2 separate regions of the Homo sapiens genome follow, and region 1 is linked to region 2. A link is a loop called in an ENCODE intact Hi-C map of the cell type or tissue named here. Cell type or tissue: natural killer cell. All regions are shown on one strand.

The links. A loop is a pair of places that touch in the nucleus more often than their neighbours do. Peaks named below come from ENCODE experiments on the same cell type or tissue, not always from the same donor. Only the 100,000 strongest peaks of a DNase experiment are listed, where the experiment ranks them.
Region 1: a loop joins it to region 2, with 4 times the contacts of the local background. A loop is called at or near these places in 5 of 110 quality-filtered maps.

Annotation. Positions count from the first base shown.
Region 1 is chr1:30,860,297-30,868,296 of GRCh38, forward strand. No RefSeq gene overlaps it. Among named protein-coding and RNA genes, the nearest start is that of LINC01778, 40 kb to the left of the region's middle. In natural killer cell, no CTCF peak of the experiment used is centred here; no DNase peak of the experiment used is centred here; H3K27me3 peaks cover 2,350 bases.
Region 2 is chr1:30,926,311-30,934,310 of GRCh38, forward strand. PUM1 (pumilio RNA binding family member 1) reads right to left here. Exons shown (of 22, transcript NM_001020658.2): 22 at 5,196-7,032. The coding sequence ends at 6,901. Among named protein-coding and RNA genes, the nearest start is that of SNORD103A, 5.5 kb to the right of the region's middle. In natural killer cell, CTCF peaks have their summits at 3,266 (motif pointing left) and 3,466; DNase peaks (open chromatin) are centred at 2,881 and 3,281; H3K27ac peaks cover 1,063 bases.

The DNA.
Region 1 (8,000 bases), 66 kb before region 2:
GTCTTATCTTTGAGAAGAGAGAGCATTATTTATTGTGTCGACCATATGCCCAATAATTGTTAGAATATGATTAAATAAAACATAGCCTCTAGCAGATCAATGCAGACATCAGATCCAGCCCTCCCCCTTCAACGTTATCAATGTTCTCAGGTATCTGACTCCACATCTGTGTTCCCCATGCCAGGCTGTGAGTTCCCTGAGGGCCAGGACTGTGTGTCTTTTATTTCCCTGGCACCTAGCATGGTGTCTGGCATACCGTAGGTATCCATCAGTATTGGGAGACTAACAAACTAGAAAGAATCACATGGGCTCCGGGGTCAGATTGCCTGGATTCAAATCCTCATTCTGCCACGTACTGGCTCTATAAGTTTATACACAGTTTTAACCTTTCAAAGGGGCCTCTATTTTCTCACCTGTAAAATGCACATATTACTAGTATGTGCCTCATGGAGTTACGGTGATCTCTATGACACTGCGTAAAAAGGACCAGGCATACAGCCTGCCCGCTAGTAAATACCTCATAAAAGGTCATTGTTACGGTCACTTGTGTTGGGTTGAATTGTGCGGTTTAGGCTTAAGCACAACAGGAATTCAGAGAAAAGAGACGGCACCTTCACCAATAATCCAAGATGACTTCGATCATCCAGGTCAGTATTTACTGAGTACTTTCTATGTACCTTGAATTAATGATGAAACCTCATGGCAATTCTATGAGGTGGGTACTATGATTATCCCCATTCTATTTCCAGAAGCAGCCAGGTAAAAGGGGTCAAAAAACTTGCCTGGGATCACCTAGCCAGTAAGCAGAAGAGTCAGGAGTCAAACCAGGGCAATTTGGCTCCGGAGTGGAGCTCTTCACTTGCATGCCACAGAGCCAACCTCAAGGAAGCTGGAGGCTCAGCTGGACTTTGCAGGACAAGCCACAAGACAGAGGCACCTCTGCTGGGAAGAAGGACCAAGGACTTCCCGTCATGCACTTCCCATGATCCAACTCAGGGTTTCTCCGGAAGGCCTGCATCCTTCTCTATTCTCTCACCCCTGCGTTTCCCACCCTGCCAGCCTCCCTCACCCCCTTCTTTCCCTTCTTCTTCCTGTTGTCCAGGTCTAAGAGTTCATCCTGGCCAATGACTGGGAGCTCCCAGAGCAGGTGATGTTGGAGTAGGGGTTTGAAGGATCCGTAGGAATTTGCCAGGAGAAAGTGGAGGAGAGGTCAAGGTTGACTGTACAGTTGTCTCCCTACATTCTCGGCATTCTGGGAGTCTCCATGCTTCAGTTTCCTCATCTGTAAACATGAGAGTAATGAGTACCTACTGCTTCTCAGGGTTTTAGTAAAGATTAAATAAGCTACTACATGTACAATAATTTTATTTAATAAACACTCCTGTAGTGCTTACCACATGCCAGGCACTGTTCTAAAGGCCTCACACTATTAAAAAGTGCTTAGAGCATGCCTGGCACACGGTAAGTCCAACACATGTGTCTTCTGCTGTTATTATTACAGTCATGCTCCACATAACAATGTTTCAGTCAACCACAGATCACATATACAGAGGTGATCTCATAAGATTATAAGGGAGCTGAAAAACTCCTGCCACCTGGTAACAGCATACACTGGTGTGAACAAACCTACTGCACAGACCATTGTATAAAAGTCTAGCACAGGGCTGGGTGTGGTGGCTCATGCCTGTAATCCCAGCACTTTGGGAGGCCGAGGAGGGCAGATCATTTGAGGCCAGGAGTTCAAGACCAGCCTGGCCAACATGGTGAAACCCCATCTCTACTAAAAATACAAAATTAGCCAGGTGTGGTGGCGTGTGCCTGTAATCCCAGCTACTTGAGAGGCTGAGGCAGAAGAATTGCTTGAACCCAGGAGGCGAAGGTTGCAGTGAGCTGAGATCATGCCACTGCACTCCAGCCTGGGCAATTGAGTGAGACTCCGTCCCAAAAAAAAAAAAAAAAAGTCTAGTACATATGATTATGTACAGCACATAATACTTGATAATGATAATAAATGACTATGTTACTGGCTTATTTACTATATTATACTTTTTATCACTATTTCAGAGTGTACTCCTTCTACTTATTAAAAAAGTTAACCGTAAGACAGCCTCAGGCAGGTTCTTCAGGAGGTATCCAGAAGAAGGCACTGTTACCACAGGAGATGACAGCTCCGTGCATGCTATTGCCCCTGAAGACCTTCCAGTGGGACAAGATCTGGAGGTAGAAGACAGTGATACTGACGAACCTGACACCGTGGAGGCCTAGGCTAATGTGCGTGGTTGTGTCTTAGTTTGTAACAAAAGAAGTTTAAAAAGCAAAAATACAAATTAAAAAATAGCTAGAATAAGGACATAAAATGTTTTGTAGAGCTATGCAATTTTTTTTTTTTTTTGAGATGGATTCTCACTCTGTCGCCCAGGCTGGATTGCAGTGGTACGATCTTGGCTCACTGCAACCTCCACGTCCCGGGTTCCAGCGATTCTCTTGCCTCAATGTTTTACTTCAATAATACAGGTGCGCACCAACACGCCTGGCTAATTTTTGTATTTTTAGTAGAGATGGTAGAGTAGAGTAGTAGCCATGTTGCTCAGGCTGGTCTCGAACTCCTGACCTCAGGTGATCTGCCCATCTCGGCCTCCCACAGTACTGGGATTACAGGCCCGAGGCAACACACCCGGCCTGCAATGTGCTTTAAGCTACGTGTTATTACATGAGTCAAAAAGGTAGTTTGGGTTTTTGTTTTGTTTTGTTCTTTGTTGTTTTTTTTTTGAGAGAGAGTCTCACTCTGTCGCCCAGGTTGGAGTGCAGTGGCACGATCTCGGCTCACTGCAAGCTCTGCCTCCCGGGTTCACGCCATTCTCCTGCCTCAGCCTCCCGAGTAGCTGGGACTACAGGCACCTGCCACCATGCCTGGCTAATTTTTTGTATTTTTAGTAGAGACAGGGTTTCACCGTGTTAGCCAGTATGGTCTCAATCTCCTGACCTCGTGATCCGCCCACCTCGGCCTCCAAAAGTGCTGGGATTACCGGTGTGAGCCACTGCACCCGGCCAATTTTTGTATTTTTAGTAGAGACGGGGTTTCACAGTGTTAGCCAGGATGGTCTCAATCTCCTGACCTCAGGATCCACCCGCCTCAGCCTCCCAAAGTGCTGGGATTACAGGTGTGAGCCACTGCACCTGGCCTAAAAAGTTTTTAAAAATTAAAAAGTTTATAAAACTTTGAAAAAGTTATAGTAAGCTAATTATTATTGAAGAAAAACATTGTATAAATGTAATGTATGCAGTGTGCACTGACAGTCCTGCTAGCTCCAACCATGGCAAATGCCATATACACATGCATCATTTTTTAATCTTTTATAGAATATTTTATTGTTCCTTTTATTTATTTATTTTTAGAGACAGGGTCCCACTTTGTCACCCAGGCTGGAGTGCAGTGGTGTAATCATGGCTCACTGCAGCCTCAACCTCCTAGGCTCAAAAGTAATTTTCCTGCCTCAGCCTCCTGAGTTGCTGGGACTACAGAAATATACCACCACACACAGCTAATTTTTCTTTATTTTATTTTTATATATAGAGAGGCTCACTATATTGCCCAGGCTGGTCTCAAACTCCTGGTCTCAAGCAATTCTCCCACCTCAGCCTCCCAAAGTGCTGGGATTATAGGCATGAGCCCCTGCGCCCAGCCTCTTGCATTTTTTCTAGGTTTGGATATGTTTAGATACATAAATACTTGCCATTGTGTTACAGTTGCCACAGTGTTCAGTAGAGTAGCATGCTGTGCAGCTTTGTAACCTAGGAGCAATGGGCTGTACCGTATAGCCTGGGTGTGCAGCAGGCTGTCCCACCTTGGTTTGTGTAAGGACACTCTATGATGTTCACGAGGTGAAATCGTCTAACAACATGTTCCTCAGAACACATCCCCGTCATTAGGTGACGCATGTCTGTACTGCAGTATCTTTGGTATCTTCATTTTTAGTGCTGTGCACCTGCTGTGTGTCATTGTGCTGGACACTTAGGTCTGCCCACTTTTTGGGTCCTCACAAATCTCTGCAGCGATCATCACTGTGCAAATGACACAGAAGAGGAAGCCAAGGCTTGGGGGGTGGGGAGGAGGTGAAGGGGCTTCCCCAGGATGACCTAAGAAGAACTAGCTGTGGCTAACTGTGAATGACACCTGTATGCCCCCAAACCCATGCCCTTTCCTTACAGCATGCCGGTAAGACTATTTCAATATTTCCAGCAAGACAAGATAAAGGTCTAGACTTGGCCAGAGCCTTGAAAATGGGCAGGGGTGGGCAGTGAGGGTAGGGGATGGTGATGAACAAACCTAATGTCCTCCAAGGTGGGAGGAGTAATCCCCAGCCAGCCCATCTCCCAGGACTGATGTGAATGGCAAGCAAGACCAAGGACTTCCTGAACAGTGCTTCATGAGCTGAAACACATGGCTCACTTGGGAAGGGCTGCTTTTGCTACTTTCTCTGGCAATGGACAAACACCTCTGGAGGAGGGAAATAGCTAAAGCCACGCGTCAGTCATGACAATTTCATGCAAATTATTTCAACAGAGCCATTCATAAGAGTCAGTTTTCATAAAACGGGAGGGAACAGGGTCCATGAAGGCACTGACCACTTGGAAGTGGATGACGTAGAGCCGAGGAAAATAGGGCATTGCGGGAGTTCACAGGCAGGGGTTGGGCGAGTGGCCAGGGCCCTAGACTTGCAGCAGGGGAGCCAGCTCTGCATTTCCTGGGGGTGCAACCTCAGGCCCCTCTGGGAATTGCTTTCTTTTACTTTTTTTTATTATTTTATTTTATTTTATTTTATTTTTTTTTTTGAGATGGAGACTCGCTGTGTCGCCCAGGCTGGAGTGCAGTGGCACAACCTCAGCTCACTGCAACCTCTGCCTCCCAGGTTCACGCCATTCTCCTGCCTCAGCCTCCAGAGTAGCAGAGACTACAGGTGCCCGCCACCTTGCCTGGCTAATTTTTTTGTATTTTTAGTAGAGACTGGGTTTCACTGTGTTAGCCAGGATGGTCTTGATCTCCTGACCTCGTGATCTGCCTGCCTCAGCCTCCCAAAGTGCTGGGATTACAGGCGTGAGCCACTGCACCCGGCCGCTTTCTTTTCTTTTAAAGCACTTTATTATGGAGAATTTAAAATGTAAACTTAGAGTAGATAGAATAATATAATGAAGCCCCTATGTGCCCATCACTCAGCGTCTATAACGATCAACTCAAGCCCCAACTTATTTCCTCCATTCCCTCACCCACTCCTCCCCATATTATTTTGAAGTCAATTCCAGACACCCTGTCACTTCATCTACAAATATTTCAGTCTGTATCTCTAAAAGGTAAGGATTCATTTAAAAAAAAAAAAAAAACCATAACTACAGGGCCCTTATCACATCTAAGAGCATTGACAATGAATCCTTAATAACAAATATTCACTCGGTCACTTGAGCCCAGGAGTTTGAGACCAGCCTGGACAACATGGCAAAACTATGTCTCTACAAAAAATATGAAAATTAGTCGGATATGGTGGCGAGCACCTGTAGTCCCAGCTATTTGGGAGACTGAGGTAAGAGGATCACCTGAGCCCGGGGAGCTCGAGGCTGCCGTGAGCCATGATCAGACCACTGCACTCCAGCCTGGGCGACAGAATGAGACCCTGTCTCAAAAAAAGAGAAAATATATATATAAAAATATATATATTTATGTTTTTACTCATTCACTCAGAGTTCAATTTCCACTTGCCTCATAACTGGAGCATTTTAAAAATATAATTTGTTCGAATCAGGATCTGAATCAGGTTCCCACATTGATTAGTTAACATTTCATTTAAGCTTATCTATAAATTCTCCATCTCTCTCTTTTTTTTGTCTTCCTTATAATTTATGTGTTGAAAAAAAACTGGATTGTTTTTCCTATAGAGTATCCCACAGTGTGGATTTTGCTGATAAGGCCAATGTGTTTATTGTAAACACATTGTTTATGATAAAATGGGGGTAATAATTGTCTCCAAGAATTAAATAAGATAATGTCTATGAATGAACGACGATAATTGGAAGGCATCCCACAAAGGTTGTGTGTTAATGCTTCGTTAGAGGCTTTCAAACTCCTAGTGCTCCTGTTGTTCTGGTGATATAACTGAGGTTCAGAGAAGCTTAGTAACCTGCCCACCCTCACAGCTAGCTCTTGGTAGGGAGGAGACAGCAGAATCCCACCGCACCTTCCAATTGCTCTAGGGCTTTGGGATTCTGCTGTTTGAGCCTCAGTTGCTCCATTTGCAACAACAGGCCAAGAGACCAGACCTGGGGCTTAAATGAGCTAACATGATACCTGGTACCTGGCATAGTGCCTCACCCTATTCCTCTTGCTGTCTGCCCTCTCTCATCCCTACTGGTTATCTGGTGGTGATAAACCTAGATCCTCGTGCTCTGAGCCCACCCTCAGGCCGGCAGAGGCAGGGTGGGCGGCCCTGGAAGCTGAGCACACTCTGTTCTCAGGGAAGCTTGGGCTGGGTGGCTGTGACCTCTTGGGCTGCAGGAAACAATCAGCTATTCTTCCTCCTTCCCTCTTGATTCTGTTGCTCATATCTTGGGTGAGGGGGCCCAGAGGGAAGTGCTCCAACTTCCAGCAGTGCCCAGCCTATCTGTGCCCAAATACATGGTTTCCAGGCTCTGCCCTTGGCTCTAACAAGCCTAAGTCATAGTTCATACTAGAGCTGACCCTGATAGTTTGATTTCTACCCAAGCTCAGTATCACTTGTTCAATCAATAGGCAGTGTGCTGGGCCCTGCAAATAAGAATAACAGTAATAACAATACAACAACAGCAGTAATAATTGCCCACATTTGTACAGCACCTACTCTATGCCTGCCATAGTTCTAAGCACTATGCATATGAGGCCAGTACTAGTATTGCCCCCATTTTACAAGTGAGGAAACTGAGCACTGAGTTTGAATTGTTCACCCAAGGTCACATAGCTAGTCACTGACAGAGCTAGGATTTGAATAAAGGTTTGCCTGGTAAAACGTAGGTGCTGCAAAGAGAAGAATAGAAATCCAGCTACAGATGGGCATGTATGCCATGCTTCATGCCTCCAAATACCAACCTTATTGTCCTCATTTGCCTTCAAGGAAATCGAGGCTCAGAGAGGTAGAGCAAAGAGTCTGCTTGACTTCAAGACCATGCTCTTTCTACTCCTCCAAGCTGAAAATAAAATCACATCACTAGAACTCAAGAGAGAAGGGGAGAAGGGTAGGAGGGAGACGGCGGGCTGACAGCACTCAGAAGATGGGGCATTGCCTTCTGAAGCTTCCTGAGTGAACAGCCACTCATGCTTGGCTTTGAATCTTGGTAAACCAACCCCTCACATCATAGCAGGTGTCTAACTGGCCCACTCCTGTGAGGACCTCCCAGTGGCAGGTCTGGCCCCTTCACCCCATTTTATAGCTGTGCAGACTGAGGCTCCAAGGAGTCAAACTGTCTGAGGTCCCACAGTGAGGCCCCGGGCACCAGGGCTCTGTCCCTGAACTGCCTAGCAGTGAGGGGCAATCTTGGTGGGGCTTGGAGGTGGCAGCTGAGAAAGAATGACCCCCCCCCTCCCACAACCACCGCCACCACCACAGACCAGTGTCATCACACAGTCACAAGACTCTGGTTATCAGCTATCTCCCGGATAGACTGTACATGCTCTAGGGAGAGGGGTCGGGGCTGTTGTGGGGACCCCTCGGCTCCCAGTTCCAAGCACAGAGCCAGGCACAGAAACTTCATTGGAAGGAGGGAGGGATGGGTAGGATGGTGTACCAAAGCCATAGGCCTCGGGCTCCAACCCACTCCCAGGGCCAACAGCACCCTGCCTATCACATATTAAGAAGAAATTTCTTTCTTTTTTTTTTCTTGAGACAGGTTCTCACTCTGTCACCCAGACTGGAGTGCAGTGACGCAATCTGGGCTCACCACAACCTCTGACTCCGGGGTTCAAGTGATTCTCCTGCCTC
Region 2 (8,000 bases):
TAAGTATTAAGAGCTCTTTTAATATTTTCTTTTAGTAGGGAAAAAGATAATTATAAATTATTTCTGGCCAGGTGTGGTGGCTTGCACCTGTAATCCTGGCACTTTGAGAGGTTGAAGTTGTTGGATTACCTGAGGTCAGGAGTTTGAGACCAGCCTGTCCAACATGGTGAAACCCCGTCTCTACTAAAAATACAAAAATTAGCCAGGTGTGGTGGTGCATGCCTGTAATCCCAGCACTTTGGGAGCCTGAGTTAGGAGAATTGCTGGAACCCAGGAGGCAGAAGGCTGCAGTGAGCTGAGATCTCATCACTGCACTCCAGCACTGGGCGACAGAGACAGACTCCATCTCAAAAACAACAAACAAACAAAAAACAAAACAAAACAAACAAAAAACATAGAGAAACCCTGTCTCTACTAGGAATAAAAAAATTATCCAGGTGTGGTGGCACATGTCTGTAATCCCAGCTACTCAGGAGGCTGAGGCATGAGAATTGCTTGAGCCTGGGAGGTGGAGGTTGCAGTAAGCCAAGATTTGTACCACTGCATTCAGCCTGGGTGACAGAGTGAGACTCATATATATATATATACACACACACACACACACACACACATATATATATACATATATATGTGTATATATATATACACACACATATATACGTATATATGTGTATATATATACACACACATATATACGTATATATATGTATATATATTATTTCTAATAATACCATCTGGAGATAGAACAGTATTACATTTAAATAACATAGACATACATAGGCCAGGTGCATTGGCTCACGCTTGTAATCCCAGAAATTTGGGAGGCTGAGGCAGGTGGATCATTTGAGGTCAGGAATTTGAGACCAGCCTGGCCAACATAGAAACCCTGTTTCTACTAAAAATACAAAAATTAGCCGGGCATGGTGGCACATGCCTGTAATCCCAGCTACTCAGGAGGCTGAAGCAGGAGAATCGCTTGAACCCAGCAGGCAGGTGGAGGTTGCAGTGAGCTGAGATCGTGCCACTGCACTCCAGCCTGGGCGGCAGAGAGAGACTCAGTCTCAAAAAATTAATTAATTTAATTAATTACAAAATGAATAACATAGACATACATAAACATACAGACAGACACAAACAGAGATTCATGGCTTCTGTTCTGAAATTTGAGCCATGCGTCAGTCACAATAATATAAAACTCCCTAACTGGATCCAAATTGTGTTCTTGACAGTTAAAGTTACCTGTTCAGATGGCTAAAGGCTTTCATTAATGTTTTTGGAAAAGACATTCAGGATTCTTTCATCTGCCACTTTTCTAAAAACTTTTTTTTTTTATTCTGATGAGTCATTCTTCGAAGTTTGCATTTTAAAGATTTAAACATTTCTAAGGCAGAAAGCCTGTTAGGTTTTCACCAAAAAGGAGTCTTGGAGCATATTTACTTAGTATTGGGAGTCAATCTTGTTGAGACTGTGGATTAAGTTTTAGGTAAGTGACAGGGGAGAAATCCAATTTTTTTCCAATTAGTCTCAGGCGGTTGCTTTTATAATAGCCAAGTTGTGTGCAAGACCAAGATTTGCATTTAGTTGTTGCAGATACTCCTGGCTCATTTGAAGATCTTTTAAAGGAAGATAGTGTCCAGAATATTCAAGCATTCAGATGGAAAAAGACAAAAGATCAAACAGCCATGCAGATTCAAAATAATTTTTTTTTCTTTTTTTGAGATGGAGTCTTGCTCTGTCACCCAGGCTGGAATGCAGTGGCACGATCTCGGCTCACTGCAGCCTCCACCTCCCGGGTTCAAGTAATTCTTGTGCCTCAGCCTCCTGAGTAGCTGGGATTACAGGCGCCTACCACCACGCCCAGCTAATTTTTGCATTTTTTTTAGTAGAGATGAGGTTTCATCATGTTGGCCAGGCTGGATTTGAACGCCTGACCTCAGGTGATCCGCCCGCTTCGGCTTTCCAAAGTGCTGGGATTACAGGCATGAGCTACCACGCCAGCCTCAAAATAATTTTTATGAGTGTGTTGTAAAGATTTCTTTAGACAGGCTTTTTTTTTTTAAGTCATTCTGTCTTTGGGAAGCTTCCGTGTACCATCGAACAATGCATCTCATTGTTTCTTAAGTACTCAGGATCATCTTTTTTTAATGTACCCATAGATGAATAATTTCATCTAGAGTAAAACTTCCCTATTGTGGCCACTAGAATTGTAAGTTATCTTCCTGAGGCACATCCATTTCACTAGAATGGCACAGGTTCTGAATCTTCAGGTTCTAAACATAAAGTTAGCTGGAGCTCCAGACAGAGGAGTTTCAGACTCCCCAGATTCTGATGAACACACAATGCCCTGTCCTTCTAAATATGTGCTTACTTGAGGCCTCCAACTGGACCCTGTTCATTTCTTGTCAAATACCCACTTCAACCTCCAGATCCCAATCTGGATTCCAGTCTGGAAGTCCGTATACTAGACTGGACCTAGTCCAGCTCCTGTCAAACACCCAGTTTCACCCTAGTGAAAATTGCAAGGGCCCCAACATAGCAAGGAAAAATTGGAGGTAATGATAACTCCTATTTATGGCTTACTGTGTTCCCAGCCCTGTGTGTGCCAAGGGCTTCCAATATACCCTGTGAAATAAAGCTATTATTAACTCCATTTTACAGCTGAGGAAAGAGAGGAAGGCAGATGACTTACAAAGGTCACAAAGGGCCAGGCAGAGCTGGGATTTGAAGCTCAGTCATTAAAATAGACTCGGAGGTGTGCGTTGTTTGAAAGCTTGCTGCAAAAGCCAGGATGTGGCCCCAGAAAGAGGCACCAGGGTTGCATTAACAGAGGCAAGGGGCTGCCTGTGTGATGTGTCTTCCTGTGTGATCTCACACTAGCCCTGTGAGAGTGACAGGCCTGGTCTACCACTCCAGGTGATGGCTGGAGAAACCACGGTCCAGAGAAGTCAGTGATTTGCCAGAGATTACATAGTCAAAGGCAAAGCTGAGGTTCATGAGCCAGGTCAGTGACCATACCCTCTCACCCCACACTCACCATACCCTGACACCCTGTGTGTGTTAGGGCCTAGTGCTATGCACTGCAGACGCTGGAGGAAGCAGGAGGAGAGGGAGTGAAGAAGGGAGAAAGCTTAGTTTCAGGGCAGATGCCAGACCTCTGGTCTCTGGGTGGGATTCCTGACTACACTCCTGAGCCCTTCAATCCAGGGGAAAGCCATCCCAACCCTGACCTTGAACCCTTAGGCCTCCATAATACTCGCTTTAGGTGGCAGCACCCTCGTGTGGCTACAGATGGTAACTACATAAAGTTACAGGTTTCCTCCCTCAAAAGGATGCCTCACTCCCCAGGGCCTCACCCTTCTGCAATCCCTCTGAGCCTCAAAAAGAGAAGATGGCCATTCATGGGGCTAATGGCGGGTGGCAAGGGCAGGATGACATGGACAGGGCACTGGGCTGGGAGTCAGGAACCCTCAGATAAAATCCTCACTTGGTTACTGACTGCGGGGCTTAAGTCTCAAACTCCTCATCTGTATAAAGGGCTGAAACATCTCTCCCTGACTCCCTAAAGCTTTCTACAAGGACCAATGGTATCTCAAATACAAAGTACTCTGTAAACTGTAAAGCACTGTGAGAGGGTAAGGGTTATTACATAAACTGAGGAATGCACATTGGAGGGACTCTGGAAGAGAGACCAAGAATGCCGGTACCCAGTGTGTGACGACAGCCCGGGCCATAGAATCCTTGGGACGGACTTGGTAGCAGAGTAATGGTGGTCAGAAGAGGGGGTGGCCCAGAGCCCAGGCCACTCCATGAAACCCAATCCTGCAGATGGAGGGGTCTGCCCCCATGCCCACCCCCTCGCATGATGAACTAAGGGGAAAGCTTTATTGATCAGAGTTGGTCTATCAAAAGACTTGCATCAGATCCTAGGACCTATTTCCACATCTATGAGATAGGGACAGCCGCATTCTTCACAGGGCTGTTGGTTCCCAGAACAGTTGTTGAGAACATGTGAAAACCATCTCATGTGTGACTTGACGCAGAGTCGGTTCACAACAAATGACATTATTATGTAAACTAATGAACAAAGATAGTTTTGTTCATCAAAAACTGTGCAGGGAAACTGGTATCATTTATTACACCAGTGTGCTGGACACAATTTAATTGCCATAATTTCCCATGACATGACAAGAGAGCCACTTTACATAGATCTGTTACCTTTGGTCCACTTCCAGCAAGGAATTTGGTGAAAGATGAGGTGAACTAACTTGCCCAAGTGCACACAGAGTGGCGAGACCCACATGTGACCCCAGGTCAATCTGACTGGAATCATGCTATCAGAGCAGCATGGACTGCAGTTCCCAATGCCCGCAGCATGCCACCTCTGCAAGCGCCATGATGGCTACTGCAGTGGGGAATGCTGGGAAAGGGCCCCAACGACAGCTGCTGAGGCAAAATCACATGCTGGACTGGAAACCTGCATCCCCTCAGCTTCCTTTTCTTCTCCCCCTATTCCCAGGGCCTGTTAGTGATTAGCCCTTCCCCTTGAGGGGCCCATGTGAAGTTCCTTCAACCATCCTGACGCTCCACTTCCAGACACCAGCTGGTGTGGGCTTCCACCTGGCCTCTCTGGCTGGACCCAGCCTGTAACTGCCAACACTTACCAAATCTGCCCCTGGAGCAAAGTCGGTGAAGAAGGGCAGATGGCATCCTCAGGCTAGGGCCACGGGCACAATTGTGAGCTCCAGCCTCCTGTGTTACAAGCTAAAAGAGGCTCCCCAGTCTGAAGAGATGAGCATGCTCAGACATTGGACTGCTTGGCAGGCCTCAGTAGTGGGCACAGGTTGGCAGGGAGCAAATGGAGCAGCCCAAACAGAGGAAACGCGGAGGAGGAGAGGCCCAGACAGACGGTGCTGTAACCCAGACAGCTCATCTCAGGGGCCCAAGGAGAATATTCTGATGTGCAGAGTTGGAAATCTGGATTTGTATGTGCAGTATCTTGATTCTGAATGCACTGGGCAGGCTGAACCAAACATCTTTGGTTTAAATTGGGCTCAAAGAGCCATTAGTTTGGCACCTCTCCTCCCACCCTCACAAAACAACAAAACAAGCAGAAAGAAGCATGAGCAGGAAAGGGCTGTCCTGGGGAACTACACTGGGGGTGGGGTGGGGGGAGAGGTTAAAATAAAGCACAAACCCAGATTCCAAAGTTCTGTATTTTTCAAAATAAAGATCACACATTGTTTAGAGACAATCTACACAAGAGTTACAAAAAATAGTTGCCCAGGCATAAGCATACACAGGTTTGTTAATTATACACATATGGTTACAAGTGTGCTTGCAAAAAAGTTCATTGGAAATATACACAAGGCTCTGGAAATGTACACCGTGTAGTGTTACAATTCTATATTCAAACAAGGAAAATTGACAGTATGTTACATTCACTTACAAGTAGACAAAATGCAAAATACAGTTCATCTTCTGTACAAAAGGGAAGGGCGATTCACACTTTACAAGGTGAGAGGGGCTCTGATTGTAAGGAAAGCTCGGGCAAGGCTAGACTTTTGCACGTCCTTTTGACTGTCACAAAATCAAAACATTACTTTTTTAGGATTAAAAAAACACTAGTGAGAACTCAATCTTGAATAACATTTAGAAAGAATCTCGCTATACTTGAGACTAGATGACAAATAAAACCAAGCTATTTTTTTCTTTTTAAACATTAACTAGGCTGTATAAAGAACATTTATTCCTTCAAAAGAAAAAAATTTACTTCTGGTTGAAATTACAATTTACAATATACAACACTATATGCTACGACCATAAAAGGTGAGAATATACACTGAATGCACAGGGCTGGCTAATTCTCTTTTCTTACCAAAAAACGTGTTTATGTTGATTCAAACTTCTCCACATTTACATTACAGGTATACAAATGTACAATTGTACAATCAAAAGTATGTTCGACTACTAGGGTACATTATAGATACAGATTAGACATCAAAACAAGAAAATACTACAAATTTGTATATATGCAAAGTCTACACCAAGTATACACTATATATTTATAGAAGCAAGACCAAAAGCAGAGTTGGATTTTTTTTTCTCATGCTAAATAATCAGATTTTACCTTTCAATGTTAATAGAAAAAAATCCAGTAGGCAGTAAACAATCACACCCGCCCAGCCTCAAAAGACGTTCTGGGTGCTCGCATCTCCTCCTCACGAACAGCCTTCTTCAGCATAATATAGTCTCCAAAAAAGGCATTTTTTAGAATTTCATAAACTTAATGTCACAAACTGAAGCTTTAGCAACTCTGAAACCTTTTTCATTATATATATATATATATATATATATATTTTTTATAAACAGTGTTAAATGCCAGTTTGGGGTCATTTAACTACAATTCAAACTTCTCAGGTTTTTTTGTTTTTGTTTGTTTTTTACTAAAATGAGGAGGTGGGGAAGAGCTATTTGCAAAACTTGCCGGCCAGGCAAATGAGCTAAAAACCTTTTCCTTTTTTTCTTTTTTTTTTAAAGCTTTTTTTTTTTGTTAAACCAACCACCCTGAAAGTTTCCACATGTGAAATATAGATACAACAGTGAACAAAATATGTGGCCTCCCATGTACATTGGTTACCTATGTACAAGTATCCTATACACCAGTAAAACAGCAGGGCAATTAGTCAATTAAAAAAAATAGTACATGTTATGTGTAATAAAATTAAATTTACAAAGGCTTTTCCACTCGTGGATTTGATTCCTTTTTTGGAGGAGGGAGTAATCCTGGAGCAACCACTTGCCCGTCTCAGACTCTACACTAGAACATTTCTGGTTGCTGGTTGGATTTGCCAGTGGGCCAGTGAGGTCAGCGGGAATGAGGGAACAGCGGGTGACACTGCCTCAGATGATACCATTAGGGGGGCCACAGATGGGCCCTAAGTCAACACCGTTCTTCATGTAGTACTTCTCCAGCTTGGCCAGAATGTGCTTGCCATAGGTGTACTTACGAAGAGTTGCGATGTGGGGCCGGATCTGGGGAGGAAAGACAGTCTGTGTTACATGGCCTGAGATGAGACTTGGGGGCAGGCTTCCCGGACATGCATTTGCATGTCATGCATCACACACACATACACACACACACACACACACACACACACACACACACACACACACACCCCTACAGCAATACCTTTCACTGGCTCAGCCCAGTCCCCTGACTTCTAGCACTTTGGCAACCCATCAGATGAGGAGAGGAGCTCCTACCCTGAGTGGTGCCACAGGGCCTGAGGACCCTGGAGGCTGGGTGGCCATGGGCCACTCCCAGGACAACACATGGAGAAAGTGCATCCTAGCTGGGAAAATACACTGCCCACTACCCGCCAGCTGCACAGTGCTTCCCTGCAAGCATGAGCACAGGCCCCTCTGGCCCCATGCACGGCATCCAGGCTCTCCTGAGCAGTGGGGGTTATTTCGGGTCACCAGAATCCTGAGCTCACCACTTGACCCTGTCTCTCCAGGTCACAGTGGATCACAGAAAGCTAATCAATGACAAGAAGAGAAATGATGAACATCATGAGCTGGTGTGATTATCCCCATCTTACTGACAGAAAACATGAAGGCACAGAGTAGTTAAGTCACTCAGCCAAGGTTGAATGGCTAACAAAGGACAGCACAGATAGCTGAGCCCAAACTGTGTGGCTCCTCCACGAATCAGGTTTCTCCCCACTGTGCTCTCAAGGCACGCCCGCCACACCAGCCTCATCCCTCAGGCTCTCCGACCTATGCTCTGAGTCACTTCTCCAAGCATTCCTTTCTGTTCTTCCTTCCCTGGGCTGATCATTTCAAGAAGTCCTACATTCCAGAAAACTTGAGAGGTGCTTCTTCTCTGGAAGCCCCTTTTCTTTTCTGTGAGCTCAGGGAGCATTCTACATACCTCAGCTGTGTCTGCTATCTTTTGCTTAATTATCAATCTTTCCATATAAACAGTAAAGGACCACAGT